Regions from separate parts of the Homo sapiens genome. Here region 2 is linked to region 1. The links are chromatin loops, found by intact Hi-C in ENCODE. Cell type or tissue: PC-9. All regions are shown on one strand.

Region 1 (8,000 bases):
CCCACGTTTTTATAAAAACATGAGGCTTGCAAGTAAACTATCCTGAAGACACAGAAACCTTTTAGCAAAGCAAATATGTATATTGGTGATATATATAGTATTGATATTTATATTTGTCACCAAAGATGGTCCTGAATTAAAAAAAAAAAGGAACGCTAATGTGCAACAGCTATGTTCACGAATGTTTACAATTGAACGCTTGCCCAATAATTTTATATAAAGTCACAGAGCTGCTCTGGAAATCAGCACCATCGTATGATGTTGAATTGTGATCACGAGTGAGCTAGACCTGGGTTTGCATCCCAGTTCTGCGTGATTTGGGGCAAGTTGCTTAACTTCGCTGTGCTGCAGTTTCTTTTACTTTAAGAAGGGCCCGCCACATAGGGGTGTGGGTAAAGCACATAAATGCTTTAACACATGTCAAATGTTTAGAGCAGGCCTAACCGCAGAAAACGCTCACAGCGCGTTAGCTGGCACCTCTAAGGTCCATCCAGCTCTGGCAGTTATCCTGCCTAACTTCAAGTTGTGTTTAACATTTCGGTAAAGACCGCCTGCAGTTCTGAGACTGCACGTGGCTGTCCAGGTGCTGCAAATTCTCGACACAGACTCCAGGAGGCGAGTATCTCCAGGACGGCCGGGGCTGCGGAAGCCCTGGAGCAGCTTCTATACTTTAGAGCTTTCATGGCACAAATGCCATGAAAGCTTGTTAAAAACGACCCGCGTACCCCCCTTAGGTGGCAGGTCTCAGGTGTGGCCCAAGTTTCAAGGTGAACAAGCTCGGTGAGTCTCCTGTGCCTGGGCGGAAGCCCGCCTTGGCGGGTTAACCGTTAACTAACGCTGAACCAAAACCCAAGAGGGCCTCAGGCCCCGCAGCGGCGCGGCCACAGCCGGAATGAGGAGTCCACGCCCGCAGCCCAGCCGGAAGCAGCTGGTCCCGCCAGCCCGCCCCCTGCGCGGCGAGAACAGAACTTACTGTCCCCGAGTCCTCGCTCCGCCTCCGCGTGACGCTACTGCACGAGCCAGAGCTCCAGACGTGCGCGGCGCCTCGACGGGGGCGGGGCGAGGCCGTCCACGTGACCCAAGAAGGCCCGCCCCCGGGACCGCCTCTATGGCATTGCCGGCAGATGACCCTGGTTGATAGAGATCTCTGGCCAACAGCGCCGCGCCAGCACCTTCAAACTGGCAGGCATACTCGTGTACTTGACAAATGTGGATAGCATCAGTTTACTTTTTAGTTGTTTGTTGATCTCATTACATTTATTCAAATTTTAGATGCGCCCAGCGACTTCATTCAGTTATTTACCCTATAAAAATATTTGCAGAAGGTCGTCGCGATGCTGGTAACCCATGTATAAGGATGTTAAGGCCGGGCGCGGTGGTTCACGCCTGTAATCCCAGTACTTTGGGAGGCCGAGGCGGGCGAATCACCTGAGGTCGGGAGTTTGAGACCAGCCTGACCAACATGGAGAAACCCCATCTCTACTAAAAATACAAAATTAGCCGGGCGTGGTGGCCCAGGCCTGTAATCGCAGGTACTCAGGAGGCTGAGGCAGGAGAATCGCTTTGAATCCAGGAGGCAGAGGTTGCGGTGAGCCGAGATCGCGCCGTTGCACTCCAGCCTGGACAACACGAGCGAAACTCCATCTCAAAAAAAAAAAAAATGTTTATTGCTGTGAAGTAGTGAAAATAGCTGAAGTGATAACACGGAGGAATGGTTCAATAAAACACAGCACAACAGTACAGACATGTGAATTACTTCGTAGCTGTGTACTGTATACTCAAAGGACAGGCCCATCATGTAATGAATATTAAAGGCAAAGCGTAGAATACTATATATGGTGTCCTCTCTTTAATGTAAACAATTATTTTTTGAAATACAAACATGCAGGTATGTACATAAACTTTTTCTCGAAAAATCAAAAGAAACAATAGTGGTTGCTTTGGGAGGAGATGGAGAGTTTTCACTTTCATATTATGAACTTTGCAATTTTGCTTTTTTCTCATTGTACTTCCCTGAATTGACAACAACAACAACAAAGAAAACCACCAAAACCCTCATATTTGTGTTCCGAGCTGGGAAACTAGATGAGCCTAAGTTTTTAATTTCCTTGACTACTTTCCAGTGCAGTGATTCTTAACCCTGGCTATGCCTTAGAGTCGCTTGGGAGTTTTGAAAAGTCGTAATGCCCAGTCTGTATGCCAGACCAACAAAATAAAACACAGATTATTTGGGGTGGGAAGGGAGTGGGCAGATTCAATGTATGTTTTTAACTTCCTGAGTGATTCCAGTGTGAACCCAAGGTTGAACACTACAACTTGTATTTAGTATGGTGACATAGTGATCTCAGGCTCTAGGGTGGCCCAATGAACTGGGGCAGCCGAAACCCAGGAACTTTGTCCATTTACCTCAGTGTGCTATATAAATGCCATTTTTTAAATGAGCCTCAACATGTAAGAAGTTGAATAGCTCAGAATAATTTGTTTCCAGTGCTAGTTTCTTCTGTTTTTTTTCTCTTCAATACAGTTTTATGGTGATCAATAATATTTTATTGGGTCATTTCCCTTTTGGCCATTTTTTTCACTGACCCAAACACAAATTAACTATCTAGTTTTGATGTATCAGTTATCAAAGATATAAAATATATTTTGATTTATTGTAATTTCCATTATCTGTTAGTCATCCCAAATGATTTTATTGGCACATGGAAGGTGTTAGTAGTCCCCAGCTTGTCATCGAAGGATTAAATAAGGTTTGCCATTTTAGAAATCCTTTTTTGCTTTGTCATATTCTGGGCATTAAAAAAGGACACATCTTAGATCCATCGACCTTAAATTTGATATTGAATAAACTGAAGACCTCAGTAGTTATACATGCATATACACACAAGTAGGATGAAAGAAGAGAAACTTTCTTTTATCTCTACCAAAAGTATTCATATGGTTAGTCATGTGATGTTTGGAAAGCTATAATGGAGGTCAGAATAAACTACCCTTCTCCACTTCCCAAGTGCACACACACACAAATGCACAAAACCATTCACACACAGGCATGCACATTAGGTAACAGCAAGAACCCATCCAGTCTATTTGGAAGTCATTATTGTTCAGAATAAAGTTCATAATTTCTACTGTTATTTTGCCTTTTTTTTTTCTTTAATAGAACAATGTTAGCAATGCTACCACTAAGTTTCACCTGTGGCCATCTTAGGGCAGGTACTACCTTTTCTTTCCTTCCTTCATTTGTTCTTTTAGCCTTTCCTTTTCCGCGCTTCTAACTTTGGCCTATTAGTGACACCTAGTGGTTCCTGTGGCCAGCTTTCCCCCTGATTTTGGCTCTCAATATCTTCATGTGTGGTTTCAACTGAAAGTTGTGAGCCTAGTCCCTCTGCCGTGAGCATCAGGCTGTTTCTAGGCAGACTTTTCAGGCACCAAGACTCCCCTCTTAGAGAAGTTAAAAACTTGCCTTCAATCCTAAGCCACAATCTGTCTTGACTGCTAGTGAAGGCACCTGTGTGCTGCTAGTTTCACTACAGGGAAGTTTGAAGGGTGTCCACCAATCTGGATTTCCTACTCCTTCACACCAGAAAAGGGTGATAATACTGCCCTTACTAGGCCCTGGAACTCAGATTACATGACAGTGAGTGTGGCTCTAAATACCACCTATGTGCTTATGACTCCTAAATGAATGTCTCCAGACATACGTTTGTTGGGGATGCCTACTTGACATTTCTATGGGGCTATTGTGGCAGAAACAGTGGTGTTCACCAGATATCCCATCAACTACCCCACATTTTCCAGCTCCACTTACAGTTTTTTGCGGCCACATGGCCAGTTTTGAACAATGGGCTGTAGACTGAAGCATAGAAAAGCTGAGATGAGACTTCTCCAGTTGCCTCTTTCTCTGTCATAAGAATTAACAACATTCTGGATGGTGGAGCCTCCACCAGCCTGGGTCCCTGAGTGACTATGCAGAACAGAGACTACATCTCCCCACCAATTTCCTAACTTCCACTAGGCCGTGAAAGTCACATAACTTAAGTGAGAAATAAATTTTTATTATGTTAAGGCCCCTGGAATTTTAAGGTTGTTTTTTATTATAACATACAATAGTTTAACCTGATAATTCATAGCTATCTCTAATTTCATTGTGTTCAAAATCGAAATACTAGTTCTCTCCCATAAATCTGCATTTCTTTGTCTTCTCCATCTCTATAAGTGACAACACTGTCCATCTTCAGGCTTAAGGGAGAAATCTGCATGTCTTCCTTGACTCTTCCCTTTTCCTTGTCGCACCCCTTCCTGCCCGTCTGTAGAGAAAGGAGTTCGCATAGCTGACCTGAGACTGCTATCCTTAAAAAGGTCTGCTTGTAAGGTTGGCCCTTCGCTGACATGTGAGAACTTGGCAGGTAAACAGTCCCTTACTGTCGTGCCAAAGCCCTATTAACCTCAGTAGGAAAGGAACCAGGTTCAAGAGGCCGAAGAAGAGACCTAGAGCCAGCAAACAAAACATGGTGTTTTATTAGGTGCTTACAGAGTCCAGTGGTGGTGGGATGGGCAGGAAAACTGCAACCGCCTGCAACCATCATGCAGTTTATATGGTATTTTCACTTTATACCCTCCCCCTAACAATCTCCACCTGGCAACCTTCATGTATCCCAAAATTCAGGGCCTCAGTCCCCTATATTAGATGTTTCTCATAGATAAAGAATGACTCTTCAGGTTAGCTACTCCCAGATTCCCTAGCTCAGAACATACATTCAGGTGCATCTGCCATATGGGGTCATTCTGAGGGTATGCATAAATTATTACTATCAGGTGAGTTTATCCGACACCTACACCTACACATACAAAGCTTTCCCTAAATAATAAAAGTGATTCCCTGTGCGTAAGCTATTTGTACAAACAATGCACTTGCTTTTCCTTCTGAGATTCTAGAACTTGGTACCTGCTAGGCAGAGGTGCCTGTGACCAATGTCCAGTAAAAACTCTGGCTGCTGAGGCTCAGTCTTTCCCTGGCAAAAACATTGCAGGCATGTTTCTACATTTTCATTTCTGGAGGAAGAATGCAGTCTGTGTGACCCCTCGCGAAAGGGAGAACACTTAGGAATCCTGCACACGAAGTCTTCCATGCTCTGCCTGAGTCTTTTTCTTTACAATCCAGCTGTGTATCCTTACTACGTTTCTGTAATAGCGTAACTGTAATGAGTCCCAGAATCTAGTGAATCTCCAAATGTGAAGGGGGTCTTAGGGACCCTTGATATCCCCCCATATCTAATCCAGCACTGAGTCCTGCCAATTCTTCCTAAAATTTATCTGAAATCACACCGCTTCTTACCTTATCTGCTATCACCACCCTGAAGGTACCATCATCTTTTATTTGTGTTGGACTTTGAGAGGGCCCAATAACACCTTTCTTTTATTTTCTGCCTGAGTTTGGAACCAGTTGAGAGACACAGAAAGAGATCAAGGTGTGAGCTTTATTTAATTATGAACGTCTCAATTGGGGTGGCTTAAACATGCAGCCAAAGGGACTAACAGCCTCCTGAATTAAACTTATGTATCAAAACTCTCTTAAAACTGTCCTCTCTAGCGGACAGACTAGATTGTACCCTCTCTACAGGTACACAAATCTGTAGAAAGAAGAAAGGAGCTAAGCTGAGCATACCAGGAGAAGTGAGTGAAGGTTGGAGATTTGACTAGCTGAAACACTTCTTGTTCACTGCTGATTTTTATCTTCCTGGTGGGACTCCAAGTCCTGAGCATTAAGCAAATGATACACAGCTGACGTAAGTGGGGGTGTGGAGAAGAGAGTCTGATCAGCAAATACCACCGAACCTACATTGAGCCTGAAGCAAAACACTGGCCATTTGTACCAAGCCAGGCTTAGCAAATACACACAACAGAGCTATGTGGGCCCAGCAAAGGCAAACCCCAGAGAGCTTTAGGTGACGTGGGCCTCGGGTGCAAGCTGCTGCTCCTTGACCTTCAACAACATTCAGAACATATTCATTCTGCTACACTGAGTGTTAGCAGAGATAGGGAGGCCACAAAGACCTAAGAAAGCAGGTATAACTAAGACAAGGTCTAAATTATGTCTTTAAGGACTTTGGCCTTTCAGACAGTAGTGGGTAGAGTCAGGTTTGCTGCAGTTAGAGGTAGTGATATTGATGAAACTGAAGCTTCAGGTTCCCATATTTGCATGGGGCCTTCCAAGATCCTGAGGTCCTGAGGGACACTAGTAATGTGTTCACATGGTCATATGCTCTCGCCCTCTCACCCCTACCCCTCACATATATAATTATATATAATTTGGTAACAAACACAAAAATACAGAAAAATACAGGGAAACTCTATTCCCAAACGCCCATTTGAGAGTATAGTACCAATCTGATGCCCCGTCAGTCCCTAATGCTTTAGTATGTATTTTCTCCAAATCTGGACATTCTTCTACATAACCACAATACAACCATCCAAATCAGGAAGTTAACACTGACACACTACCATCTAATCCTCAAATTCAGTTCAGAATCAAGATTGTATGTTTAGTTTTCATGTCTCTAGCTTTCTTCAGTCTGAGATATCTCCTTAGTCTTTCTTTAACATTTATGATATTTGCATTTTTGAAGATTACAGGCCATTCATTTTGTAGAATATCCCTCAGTTTGAGTTCATCTGATGTTTCCTCCTGATTAGATTCAGGTAATGAAGGCACATCACAGAGACTGGACTTTGAGCCTCTGTAGGCTGCCCCTTGATTCCCTTCCCACTGGGCTTGAGCTGGCCGTGCTATGTCACTACACCATGTTGCCATCTATCCCACTAGGGCTCTGACACTCCTCTGTGAGCCACCTTGGTCACTCCTCCTTCTCATCCCCCTAGCCAGCATGTGTGTCTTCCCCGCTCTGTCCCACCTACTGGCTTTAGGACTGAATTGTTCAGAAAGGAGAAAGAAGACAGGGAGGAATAATGATAATAATGTTTTTGTAAAATGTGTAAAAGCAAAGTAATTTAACTTCTGTGGATCAAGGCCATTGTTTTTCTTCTGTCACTCAGACATTTTGGGGACCTGGCTAAGGGGCGTCTGAGTTGGAAATACATTTAGTTTGGTTTTAGTGGGATATAGTTGTATGGTTTATAGCTTCCAAGAATTCTCCAGTTGCCCACTGTGGTGACTCTCCCTGTATACCCAAATGAGGGTGAGGGCGAGGGTTCTCTCAAAATGTGAAGGTGGGACAGTGCCCGACATGGAAGTATGTGAGTCCTAGAGCAGAAGCCAGATTTGAAATGGATGGAGCCAGAAATTAGGCTGTAGAAAATTCTATCATCAGATGTTCGGTAATGTTGTAAGTATGGGATTCTGTTCTCATTGACAGTACACATGAAATGTGCTTAATAATGACATCATGTAAACTATAAATCCACCACGTCTTTTTTGATGGGAATCACGTGAAATAGAATTTATCAGAACTCCTATGTCTAAAGTACACAAACCTGTACCGAGTCTACAAACTAAGTTTGTTTTATGCTTCCTATCAATTAAAAAAAGATTAATACTGTAGGAAAGATTGAATTATCTATCTGTTCCATTTATATAAAATATTATCATAAAATTATTGTGTGAAGGGATGACTAGAGAGTAAGTAGACAAGATTGTAGACAAAAAGTATTATAGAGGTATGCCTGGCAATTAATGTTTGCTGTTATGGCCATTTTAAAATATTTGTATTTTTTGTGATCATTCTTTCTAATTAAATATTCGCTTTTACATATATTTTTAAATGTATTGTTTTGTATCTTTTTCTTAAAGAGAACCCTTCCCCACTTCGTCACCTAAATCTATACCCAGCTGCATTTAAAATGTAAGGCGGCTGAGCTCCGCGTGTGCCTAACTGGAAATTGTCTCTGTGGGGTTGGGGAGGCAGCACTGCTTCAGATTTCATTCTGCCTTCTAGGCCAGAGAGGGAACTGTGGAAGGACAAACCTTGGATTCCTGTAGTACG
Region 2 (8,000 bases), 1.5 Mb before region 1:
CAATCTCAGCTCACTGCAACCTTCACCTTCTGGGTTCAAGCGATTCTCCTGCCTCAGCCTCCCAAGTAGCTGGGACTATAGGCGCACACCACCACGCCCAGCTAATTTTTGTATTTTTAGTAGAGATGGGGTTTCACCATGTTGGCCAGAATGGTCTCGATCTCTTGACCTCGTGATCCACCCACCTTGGCCTCCCAAAGTGCTGGGATTACAGGTGTGAGCCACTGCACCTGGCCTCCAGTTTTCCTTTAAACATTTTTATTTGACTCTCAGTGCTCAAACCAAATTCAATTTTTTTCTACCCCCTTTCTCTTTTCCCAAGCTCTATAAAAAAAAAAAATAATAAAATCTTAAAACTTGCTTTTCCTCATCACTTCCAATTGTGGCTTTCCGTTCCCTTTACCCTTCCACATCTAATTGCCAAGCTCTCCCATAATACTTCCTAAAGATTTTTATTCCTTCCTTCCAGTACCACTACCACTTACCCTGTTCTGGTGGCTCTTTCCTCTGAGCTGGACTTCTGTCTTAGTTCTCCGGAGTACCCCCTCAGATTTTGCCATCTCTAAGCCAATTTGCATATTCCTGGTACATTAATGTCCTTAAAATAACCCTGTTCGTGTGTCTCCCACGCCTAAACATCTTCAAGAGCTTCCTGCTCTCATCAGGATAAAATATAAAAGTATTTGGTCTACATTTTAATGCCTTCTCTATCCTAGAAGTATCTTCCAGCCGCGTTTGCATGAATTCTATATGCTATCCCATCTGAGCTGCTACTGTACTCAGCTATTCTCTGTGGTCAGTACTTTCTTGCATATGTGCCATTTTCAAATCTTTTTCTTTCACTAATATCCCCTTGTCTGTTTTCTCTGTATGCCCACATCTTTTAAAAGTCAGTCTCTAGTTTTGCATCTTCCTTGGAACTGATCCCTCAGCTAGAAGTATTCTTATTCTGCCCTGAGCTACCTTTTTAAGCACTTATCACTTCTTAACTTCTAATAAACTTAGATGTATACCATTTTTTAAAATTTCCATCATGAGATAAAAATTTCTCAGAGGTAAAAAGCACATATATATATATATATATACATATATATATATATACATATACACATGCAGAAGAGCATGTAGGATAGAGATATATATATATGTGCTTTTTACCTCTGAGGAATAAATTTAAAAATATATATATAATATATATATTATATATATATTATATATATATAATATATATATATTTTATATATATATATTATATATATATATAAAATACTTTTAAGTTCTGGGGTACATGTGCAGAACGTGCAGGTTTGTTACATAGGTATACACATGCTATAGTGGTTTGCTGTACCCATCAACCCATCCCATCTACATTAGGTATTTCTCCTAATGCTATCCCTCCCCTAGCCCCCCACCCCCCGACAGGCCCCAGTGTGTGATGTTCCCCTTTCTGTGTCCACGTATTCTTACTGTTCAACTCCCACTTATGAGTGAGAAAATGTGGTGTTTGGTTTTCTGCTCTTGTGTTAGTTTTCTGAGAATGATGGTTTCCAGCTTCACCCATGTCCCTGCAAAAGGCATGAACTCATCCTTTTTTATGGCTGCATAGTATTCCATGGTGTATATGTGCCACATTTTCTTTATCCAGTCTATCATTCATATATATATATATATCCTCTACGATGCCTACATGTAGTACTTTCTCATTAAATACCTGCTTAATAAATATCTGGCATATCTGTAGTTTTTAAAGACAAATGTTTAGGTGTCATCAAGTATTTTAGCATTGACCAAATGTCATCAGTATGTCTAGCACTCACAGTTCCTACTCTTGAAATGGAAAGCCAATACAAATATCAATGATTAGATTTCAAATTGCAATTAAAAATATTTTCAAGAGACGGAAGTGATTATGTCTCAGAATTAGTTGGAGAACTGCATAGTCAGGAAAGCTTCAAGGAGAAGTTAATTTCGCAGGGTTTTGATAGACAAGGCTTTGTGTTGATTATGATTATATAATGATTCCTTTAATTTCAGGTTGAAATGGGCATGAAGAACCATGAAATTGTTCCCGGCAGTTTGATTGCTTCTATAGCCAGCCTTAAACATGGTGGCTGTAATAAAGTTTTAAGAGAATTAGTGAAACATAAACTCATAGCTTGGGAGCGTACCAAAAGTAAGTATTTTGAGGCACCATTTGTGATTTTTCAGGTAATTGGTTTCCACCAGAGCAAGTGTTCCAAAAGTCAAGAAGTAGAAGTTGCCAGACTAGTAAAGCATTAGACGAAGAACTGACAGAACACACTTCGGCCATATCCTATTAGTCAAAATAATCACAGGGCACACCCAGATCAAAGGAGGTGAAAAAAGAATAGTAGTAAGAACATGTAGGTACTGCAGAAGAGCATGTAGGTACTGCAGAAGAGCACGTAGAGTACTGCAGAAGAGCATGTAGAGTACTGCAGAAGAGCATGTAGAGTACTGCAGAAGAGCACGTAGGTACTGCAGAAGAGCACGTAGGTACTGCAGAAGAGCAGGTAGAGTACTGCAGAAGAGCAGGTAGAGTACTGCAGAAGAGCATGTAGAGTACAGAAGAGCACGTAGGTACTGCAGAAGAGCACATAGAGTACTGCAGAAGAGCATGTAGAGTACAGAAGAGCACGTAGGTACTGCAGAAGAGCACGTAGGTACTGCATAAGAGCAGGTAGAGTACTGCAGAAGAGCAGGTAGAGCACTGCAGAAGAGCATGTAGGTACTGCAGAAGAGCATGTAGGTACTGCAGAAGAGCAAGTAGGTACTGCAGAAAAGCATGTAGGTACTGTAGAAGAGCATGAAGAGCATGTAGGTACTGCAGAAGAGCATGTAGGTACTGTAGAAGAGCATGAAGAGCATGTAGGTACTGCAGAAGAGCATATAGGATAAAGCTATTGTGGCTACCATCTTTGGAAAATACAATCAGTAGTCATACCCTAGATCATTACTTCTGAAACCATCTGTGGTGAAGGATTAGTTTTTTCCAACCTATCACAGATCCTTACTTTTATAAAATACAAAAAAATAATTACTAGAAAAATGAAATGGATAACAGATATACAAAAACAGACATAAATTCTAGGTCAAATTGATATACAAATTGAACTTAAATTCCTCCTTTTATCTTGTCACAAACACTTACAGACCTGTCTGTAGGTCACATTTTGATTATCAGTACACTGGAGAAGAAATGCAAATTATAGGAAGAAATTGGAAGCTTGTGAGCCTGGGCAGTTTATCTTTTTCCAATGAAGACTTTATTGTTAAATCTTTCTTATGACTTGAACTTACGTGACTTGGTTGTACAATGTAACTGAAATATGGTCTTTATGCTTTGATTTTTGTCTAGCTGTCCAGGGCTATCGGTTGACAAATGCAGGATATGATTACCTAGCTTTGAAAACACTTTCTTCTAGGCAAGTAGTTGAGTCTGTTGGAAACCAGATGGGTGTTGGCAAAGAATCAGGTAAGTGCTAATAGTACTGTGCAAAGTATTTTCTTTGCTTTAGTTTATGTTTTCCCTTCAGAAACCTTTCCTCTTTTAATTTTCCCTTTTTTCTAACTAAACAGTAAGTTGGAAAGTTGATTGGAAGCAGTACAAATCAGAAGGTGTCCTTAATTAGTAGGTTATTATTTTCTCTGAACGTCTATCACTGAAAATTCATTTATACCAGGAATTAATTTTCTTCTAATAACTCCCAAGATATATCATTATTTATGTGCAAATATACCAGAATCCAAAATTCAAAACACTTCTGGTCCGAAGGTTTTGGATAAGGAGGGATACTCAATCTTTATTAGGAAAAATGACATTTTTGATACAAATAAAATTAGAGAAAGTTAGAATTGTTTTAACTGATTGGAATAAACGTGTAATAATGGTTGTTTTTGAAATTTTGTCTCTAGATATTTACATTGTTGCAAATGAAGAAGGACAACAATTTGCATTAAAGCTTCACAGACTAGGAAGAACCTCGTTTCGAAATTTGAAAAACAAACGCGATTATCATAAACATAGGCACAATGTGTCATGGCTATATTTATCTCGTCTCTCTGCCATGAAGGAATTTGCCTATATGAAGGTATTTATTTTATTTTGTAGTCATGCATTTTTTAGCCAAATAATACATGTGTCTCAAAGGCCTTAATGACAAGTGTGATTCTGTTGTCCCCACATCTCTCTAACCTTAGACTCAATTCCTACAGACAGACTCAATCTTAAATAACTCTGTTGATTATTTGGGCTCTTTTAAGTGATTTCCTTCTACGTTAAGGTATTTTAAATTGTTACTAATGCATAAGGGCAACACATTCTGTAATGCTGACAAGATGAAAGAGCCAAAAGTAATTAATGATGCTGTTACCTCACAAATATGTATGTGTGGATGTATATATATCTATTCAATATATGTAACTATACATATGTCTGTTTCTAATTGAAAACACCAGGTAATTATCATCTGTAGAAACCTTAGTGTCTCAGATAAGTTGGCTAGTTTTTTGTTTCACATAAAGGAACAAACATTTATAGATTTATATGTATATTAAAAATGGTAAAAATTGGCTGGGTGCAGTGGTTCATGCCTATAATACCAGCACTTTGGGAAGCCGAGGTGGGCGGATTACTTGAGGTAAGGAGCCCAGCCTGACCAACAAGGTGAAACCCCATCCCTACTAAAAATACAAGAATTAGCCGGGGATGGTGGTGGCCACCTGTAATCCCAGCTACTTGGGAGACTGAAGCAGGAAAATCACTTGAACCCAGGAAGCAGAGGTTGCAGTGAGTGAAGATTGTGCCACTGCACTCAAGCCTGGGCAACAGAGCAAGACTCTGTCTCAAAAAACAAAAATGGTAAAAATCTTTAGTTTTTAAGAGGTAAGGATGAAGAGAAGTGGGTTAAAGGATACAAACATACAATTAGAAGGAATACATTCAATGTTTGATAGCAGAGTAGGGTGACTATAGTAAACAAAATGTATTGTACTCAGGAGATGAACACACTAAATACCCTGACTTGATGACTTCTCATATATACTTAACAAAATGTTACATGTACCTCATACATTTATACAAATAGAAAAAAATGCTTAACCTGGCAGATGAAATGTCAAAATCTCAAAGACGGTTTTCTCAGGGTTAGGCCTATTCATTGCACTTCAGGTGTGCTGACCCCTGCAGTTTCCCCAAATATTGGAACTTGACTGCATATTTTGTGGCACTGGCGGACTACATTTATACTGTCCCCTGACATTAAAAAAAAAAATCCTTTATTTTTAACTTTGCCTTCAAAATTAAGTTCAGCATAGATTGTTAAATATAATAATATCCAAATTAAATATATCCAACAATAACTAAGTTAAACAAAAGATAATATTGTGTTTTTATAATCCTGCCAGTAGGATTTGTCATAGTTTATCTTCATTTTTCAAAACAATGTGAATTAAAGATTGCTACAGTGTGTGAACACCTGTTTCTTGAGGATTCAGCTTGTTCTTTGAGTGGGTTATATACTTAAATTTTCACTAATCATGGGAGATTTCTTAAGGCAGCATAAATTAGTAATACTGATACCATACATGTCAATGTACTTCTTATACTAATAGTTTGTATCTTGTAATATTCAGTCAGTAAATGAGCAGCTTGGTAGGGATCATTTACACATTTTCCCAAAAGGGTAGTAGGTGTTTTTCAGGATATTTATATTGAAGGTATAGGAATGGAATCTGGTTGCACATAAATGCACTCCTTAATGTATTGATTATTCATAAGAGAGGAACAAGAAGATAAAGATTGGGCTATAGCATGAGGTCTAGGCGATAGCACAAGTTCTAGACAAATATTCACAATCTTTAAGTTTATCACGTGCTATTGATCTGTCTAGGTATGCTCAAAATGGTCTACACTGAAAAAAAGTATTTAAAAACAAAGCAAAGAAAAATATCTGGGAAGTGGGAAGTGGTTTGGTTCTTGTTCACAGAAGGTAAGCAATAGACAACCTTTTGAAATTAATTGCTGGGGTAGTGTAGGGTGAAGGAGTGGATGCCAAAGAAATAACCAGTACGATCTGTGTCTTAAAGTTGAGAAGATAACACATGAAACAGAACCTTTTATTTATTTATTTATTTATTTATTTATTTTCAAGACAAGGTCTCACTCTGTCACCCAGGCTGGAGTGCAGTGGCACGATCACGGCTCACTGCAGCCCCTACCTCCTGGGCTCAAGCCATCCTCCCACCTCAGCCTCCCAAGTATCTAGGATCACAGGCATGTGCTACCATGCCTGCTTTGTAGAGACAGGACCTTGCTGTGTTGCCCAGGCTGCTCTCAAACCCCTGGCCTCAAGAGATTCACCCACCTCGGCCTCCCAAAGTACCGGGGTTATAAGCGTGAGCCACCACTGCAAGTCTAAGAACAATTTTTTTTTTAATTATATACTGAATTTAGAGAAACTTCAGTAAGTGATAGAATAGTTGATGGAGGAGGTTTCAGGTAGTGAGTGGAGCTGAGTGGAGCCATGAAGCTTGGATATTATTTGACCCTAAGACAGTGCATTTTGGCAGAGAAGTGGTATGGGCAATGACATGAATCTATGTGAGTCCTATGTGTTTAGGTGACACTGAGGTGACTGTCCTGACTGCGTTTCTTGGTGTGTATTGGAGAGAATATTGGGAGAACTAGGACTGTACAGGTGGATTAAAGAGTTTTGAAAACCAGGAAAAGTTTATATTTACAAACTGAAAAGAAAATTTACAGCCAATGTAAAAAAAAACTTTTTTTGAGGTGTAGTCTTGCTCTATCACCCAGGCTAGAATGCAGTGGCACGATATCAACTCACTGCAACCTCTGCCTCCCGGGTTCACGCGATTCTCCTGCCTCAGCCTCCCAGGTAGCTGGGACTACAGGCATGTGCCACCACGCCTGGCTAATTTTTTTGTATTTTTAGTAGAGATGGGGTTTCACCATGCTGGCAGGCTGGTGTCGAACTCCTGACCTCAACTGATCCACCCGCCTCGGCCTCCCAAATTGCTGGGGTTACAGACGTGAGACTCCATGCCCATCCCAATGTATATATTTTTAAATGGAATATTAACATCAGCAGGTTAGTCTGGTATTGGTACATAGAATAGGTTAGGTATGATGGCAAGAGCTAGAACACTTGTGGAGTAATGAGGTATATGCCTCCTTACAAGTATATGTTGGTGCAAAAGTAATTGCAGTTTTTGCCATTCCTAATACTAGCATTCTAAATGTCAAAGGGCATAAATCTAAGGTATTTTAAAGAAAGTAATAACAGGGCTTTGTAAACAGTAAGATTGAAGACAGTAAGCTTAGGGGAAAAGATGTATGGAGAGTCTTAACACTTGAATCAGACTACAACAGTGTATATTTTTCACATAATAGATTTATATTGCATATTGTGGCCTGGAGAAAAAGTTCAGTGCCCTATAAACCAAAATGTCTGATCTCTTAGAATGCCTCATTTCCTAATATGTCCGAAGATGAGTATTTCCTAAATTTGTTTCCAATTTAAATATTTTGAGCACATTTCAACAAATGTCAGAGACTTACAAAATAGGAAAGGATATACCCTAAGAGACTGTAAGCTTCTTGGGGGCTTTTTGACACTAATTTTAGAGTGTTTAGAAACTTTTTAACATTCATTTTTGTAACCCCAGCACAGTGCATAACATTTTGTAAATGTTCATTTTTTGTGGAAAAGTGAATTCAAACTTTTGTTTAAAATTTGCTTTTTATGTGTGGCTAATTCTACGCAGTGAATAAATAAGCTATGCATAAATAACCATGTGTTAACTACAATTTTATAAAGGTTTGTGTGTTTTTTTTCTGGTTGTAGAAAGGTATATTTACTTTTATTGTTCTTTAAAGAGTAATGACCTGTTCATTAGCTTACACCTGTTTTGCAACATTTTAGGCATTGTATGAGAGGAAATTTCCAGTTCCAAAGCCA

Evidence for each region. Peaks named below come from ENCODE experiments on the same cell type or tissue, not always from the same donor. Only the 100,000 strongest peaks of a DNase experiment are listed, where the experiment ranks them.
Region 2: a loop joins it to region 1, with 14 times the contacts of the local background. A loop is called at or near these places in 7 of 110 quality-filtered maps.

What each region holds. Positions count from the first base shown.
Region 1 is chr5:95,639,791-95,647,790 of GRCh38, reverse strand. It overlaps RFESD (Rieske Fe-S domain containing), which reads right to left and starts at 1,014. Exons shown (of 6, transcript NM_001131066.2): 1 at 974-1,014. In PC-9, CTCF peaks have their summits at 651 and 3,258 (motif pointing left); DNase peaks (open chromatin) are centred at 580 and 990; H3K4me3 peaks cover 1,355 bases; H3K27ac peaks cover 1,087 bases.
Region 2 is chr5:97,173,228-97,181,227 of GRCh38, reverse strand. RIOK2 (RIO kinase 2) reads left to right here. Exons shown (of 10, transcript NM_018343.3): 2 at 2,035-2,173; 3 at 3,380-3,496; 4 at 3,937-4,112; 5 at 7,965-8,000. It also overlaps the pseudogene RNU1-73P. Among named protein-coding and RNA genes, the nearest start is that of RIOK2, 6.0 kb to the left of the region's middle. In PC-9, no CTCF peak of the experiment used is centred here; no DNase peak of the experiment used is centred here.